2 separate regions of the Homo sapiens genome follow, and region 2 is linked to region 1. Evidence: read pairs that join two places in POLR2A ChIA-PET (ENCODE). Cell type or tissue: PC-9. All regions are shown on one strand.

Region 1 (2,500 bases):
TCTTTCTTTCTTTCTTTCGTCTCTCTCTCTCTCTTTCTCTTTCTCTCTTTTCTTTTCTTTCTTCTTTTTTTTTTTTTTTTTTTTTTTTTTGAGCTGGAGTCTCACTCTGTCACCCAGGCTGGAGTGCAATGGTGCGATCTTGGATCACTGCAACCTCTGCCTCCTGGGTTCAAGTGATTCTCCTGCCTCAGCCTCCCAACTAGCTGGGACTACAGGCATGTACCACCAAGCCCAGCTAATCTTTGTATTTTGTTTTTTTCTTTTTTTAGTAGAGACAGGGTTTCACCATGTTGGCCGGACTGGTCTCGAACTCCTGACCTCAAGTGATCCATCCGCCTTGGCCTCCCAAGGTGCTGGGATTACAGGCCTGAGCCACCATGCTGGCCTGGACCTATACAATATTCTAAGGCTGTGGTTCTCAGCCCTGGCTGTTCATTAGAATCATCTCGGGGGCTTTAAAAATGTATAAACTGATTTGGGGCAGGGGAGGGTATACATTAACACAAATTATATCAGTGTATAGTTTAAATTTCTCCTCCAAAGCCCATGTGGCAATTTAAATGCCATTGTAACAGCAATAGGAAGTGGGCCTAATGGGAGACTCTTAAATAAAATTCAGCAAGTTCTTCTTGAATAGTCGGTATAGCTAGTGATGAATATAGAATTTGCCTATGATAAAAGCATTAATAAAATTCAGCATAGTTACTGTGTGTATGTATATTATCGCCACTTACTGAAGATATTTATACCAAGTACTACAACAAGAATACTATTCACGCAATCTTACGCATACCTTGAAACAATCCTATTAAATATTATCATCCCCACTTTACACATGAGGAAACGCTTGCAGAAGACAGATAACATTTTGAACTCAAAGTTTTTGCCAAGTGAACATTTCTCAGTTCCCTGTTAATTCACAGTAAAATAGTTTCATTTCTAGTTGACAGTAAAATGAGCAAATTTACTCTCTGCACTTTTTAACAAAGACAAATTTCAGTTTTGTATTTTCGACTAGCAGAATGTTCCATGCTTGTTTGATGAAGCTTGTTATGACATCACCCCACTGAGGGTCTTGGGAATCCCTGATCAGGAATTTCCTCTATTATGAAAAACAGAGGGGACCATCTTGTTACTACATATCCTAGAAGATAATAATTTTCTGGCATTGTCCCAGACCTAATAGCTGCTTGGTGTTTTCAGGAAAATTATTGAACTCCAGAGTTGCAGGAAGTTTACTCATAATTTCAAAGTAGTATTTGATTTTGCAATTTAAAGGGCAATTAAACAAAGCTGAGACAATACTGCCTTTTGTAAGTGTAAATTTATTAAAGGAATTATCCCTCCAGGATGAGAGACATAGTTAAGAACTTTATGGTCCAGTGAGAATGTGGAACTTCGGGAACTGGGATAGTGTTTTAACAAAGAAAACATCTGAATATTATCTCAGGATAAAAGTAATGACCAAACCTTCAAAGTATAATACAATTTATCTGGAAGCCACCCTGGTTTTTTGTTTGTTTGTTTGGTTGGTTTTCTAAATTTGTTTTGTAGAGGCAAGGGTTTGCTATGTTGCCCAGGCTGGTCTCAAACTCTTGGGCTCAAGTGATCCTCCTGCCTCAGTCTCCAGCTACTAACCCAGGCTCTGGAAGCCACATTTTTGTCCACTTATTAAAATAGCATGAAGGGAGAGAAAAGTATAAACATAAATCTCCTTTAAAAAGTGTTTTTCTCTTGCGTATAATGAGAATCAGGTAAATAATTAGATTTTGCTAACTTTTGGCCACCAGCAAATTTAAAGCTAAACAAATTGTTTATGGTCTGCAAAACTGCATTCTAATTTTCCCCATCTAGATCTTCTATTGTAATTTTTTGTTGGATTCTAATTACTACTATTCATGTAATTATGTTTGTTTATATAAGCATCTTTAAACACTTTATGAAATATGACAGGGAATAAATTATAATTAAACCCAACTCCTGCCAAGGCCTCTGTTTAAGCAATTTATTTAACCAATTAATGGGAAAAAAAATTAACTGAGTAATATGATACATATTACAATTGCAAAAGAAAATTGATTCTAGCCTGTTAAGTACAGAAACATCAAGAGAATTACAAGCTGATCCATATATAAGCAGTAATGAATACTGATCCAACAAATTCTAGCTTCTAGCAAACCATATCTTTCCCCCTACAGCATAGTGACTATTCTATCTTTTATAAATTCAGACTACCACTTCTCAGGGACACAATGTACGACCAAAATGGCTATCCATATATATAGTTGCACTATTCTATTTGTTTCTAGGTAGTGTGTATCCATATATGTCTGCATTCTAATTTATAGTGCTACTTTTTTTTATCAAGATGAGTATGTTATAATGAAATTAATGGAGTTTGTAAGGAGCTTTCCAAATTTCTAAAACTGCCAAAAAGGATTTTTTTTTCACACCTTAAGTATTGTCTATAATGCACTTTTCTTTTCCTTCAGGGTGAATT
Region 2 (2,500 bases), 250 kb before region 1:
CATAGGAAAACATAAGGGCTAAAGAAACTTCTTAGAGTAGGCCCTGGCTGACCCAAGCCTCTCTTGAAATGAGTCAAGATTAACCTGGCAGAAAAGTTAAAGAAGAAGCTTGTCATATTTGGGAAGCAGAAGAAAGTTTGCTGGAGCGAGAAATGTTGGCAGAAGCTGAAACAAGAAGCTTCAATGTGTCCACAAAGCTTTGGGAAAACATTAATGGGTTTCTTTTTGTTTGTTTGTTTTTTTAAAGCAGCATGGTTTCATTTATGTTTCCGAAAGACCATTCATCCTTTATCATGGAGAATGGCTAAGAGATAGACAAGATGGAGGATTAGAATACTATTTAGTAGACCATTAGACCATCTATGTGGAATTAATGAGAGCCTGTACAAAAGTAATGGCTAGATGAAAAGCTTAATGATTGCTTTTTTTTTTTTTTTTTTTTTTGAGATGGAGTCTTTCTCTGTCGCCCAGGCTGGAGTGCAGTGGTGAAATCTCGACTCACTGCAACCTCCGTCTCCTGGGTTCAAGCAATTCTCCTGCCTCAGCCTCCTGAGTAGCTGGGATTACAGGCACCAGCCACCACGCCCGGCTAATTTTTGTATTTTTAGTAGAGACAGGTTTTCACCATGTTGGCTAGGCTGATTTTGAACTCATGACCCCAAGTGATCTGCCCGCCTCGGCCTCCCAAAGTGCTGGAATTACAGGTGTGAGCTACCACTCCCAGCCAATGATTACATTTATAAGGTAAAATAACTTGTGCCAATCTGTACAAGTGAATTCAGATTTAAAATTTTAATTGTAAAAAGATATCCAGGTGATATTTCTCCCTGAATAATTTAGTTTCCTTTTCTATTTCTTGATATAAAAGTACTCAGCATTGAAGTAATTGCTATCTTCACATTTCTTCCTATTTGAGCTGTCTAAATAGTAGTCCTACATATTTTCCCACCCAACACAAAAAACCCAGAAAAGAATTATTTTATACTGGATTTTTTTGTTGTAGCAGGAAGCCTAGAGGTGCAATTGTAACATGCATGTTCTTTTGGCAAACTCTATCTTAAAGGAAATTTCTTGAATTGCTATCATGACTTGGCAATATTTTTATTTAATGAGACATATATTTTTAAGATCTTAAGTATATTGAAAATTAATGTGTTCTCTGTTTTGGCCACACACACACAAAATGCCATCACAGATCCTTTTAGTCTGGGGATGTTTTTCAGAGGCCTTGCTCAAGGTCTACACTGATCTGTCTATCTACACCATTCTGTTTCACCCCTCTAGAGACTACTCTCATGAATGTTTGTGAGAGAGGTTGGGAGGACAATCTTGGCAGTTTTAAATTCTTGATATGAAGATAAATGACTCATGAGGCATAAACTGATTCCATAAACTGATTCCTCAACAGCATGTTCAGACAAACTCTTTCCATTTTCACCTGCTAAAAAGTAACTGGAGTTGCAAGTAATAACACTGAATGCATGAAGAAAATAATATCCAAAGCAGAAATCATCCCCACTTAATTCGCATGGGATTGCTCTTATTACTATTCTGTCATCTGTGAGAAGAACCAATACTTTTTCCATTCATTTAAAGCAGCCTGTTTCCTAAATATAATTGATAGACTTAAAATTGCTTCCTGATAAAGTAACAACCCGCAATTTTGCACAAGGTTTTAGTTCCCATTACAGTCTAGTTTCATGCAATTGCGGTTGCCACATGGAGTTTCATATTCCACCTTCTTAATTGGCACACCCAATACTTTAAAAGCAATTCTAGCAGCTTCAGGCACTCAAAATTTCCATTTTCATCATTTCATCCAAGGCTTTGATAAGGAAGAATCATCAAAATGAGTGTTAAAATTCATCACTTGGCAAAGTACTACTCCATCACTTATAAAAACATGTTTTTATTATTTATTTATTTTATTTATTTATTTATTTATTTATATTATTTATTATTATTATTTATTTATTATTATTATTATTATTATTCCATTCTTTTCAATTAGCAAATAAAAACTTCAAAAGAAAGCAAAAGAAAGACTAAAGATATTGTCCAGTCTAATATTAAAGGTGTCTCTGACAACTTCAAAATAAACGTTATAAAAACTTTACTGTACTGTTTTTTTTTTACTTCTAAAAAATACTTGAATAATGTCCATTTAAAAAAAAAGCCAGAGAAAGCCCAGGAAAAGGTATATTAATTACATAACACAAGATAACAAAAATAAGTTGTTTAAGTCACTTATTTGAAAGAGAGAGCATCCCTAGAGGAGACAGCTTTGTGATTTGTATCTTCTAAGTTCCTACATTCTAGCCTGAAGTATTTGGATAGACTAAAAGCATAATCTAGGAAAGAAAAGCAACCAATAGAGAATTTTCTTCAAGAAATCAATTAGAGAAAAACGGAATCTGAATTCAGCCAAATTCACCACCAGCTCTTAGCAAAGATTAAAGACAGGAGCATCAAGGCAGGATATAAGAAATTGCTCTAAAGG

The links. Peaks named below come from ENCODE experiments on the same cell type or tissue, not always from the same donor. Only the 100,000 strongest peaks of a DNase experiment are listed, where the experiment ranks them.
Region 2: POLR2A ChIA-PET joins it to region 1 with 5 read pairs; 2 of 35 experiments call an interaction of 5 or more read pairs at or near these places.

What each region holds. Positions count from the first base shown.
Region 1 is chr9:72,906,025-72,908,524 of GRCh38, reverse strand. It overlaps ALDH1A1 (aldehyde dehydrogenase 1 family member A1), which reads left to right. Exons shown (of 13, transcript NM_000689.5): 12 at 2,493-2,500. Among named protein-coding and RNA genes, the nearest start is that of LINC01474, 33 kb to the right of the region's middle. In PC-9, no CTCF peak of the experiment used is centred here; no DNase peak of the experiment used is centred here.
Region 2 is chr9:73,155,598-73,158,097 of GRCh38, reverse strand. All of the region lies in intron 1 of ANXA1 (annexin A1), which reads right to left. Among named protein-coding and RNA genes, the nearest start is that of ANXA1, 5.0 kb to the right of the region's middle. In PC-9, no CTCF peak of the experiment used is centred here; no DNase peak of the experiment used is centred here; H3K27ac peaks cover 355 bases.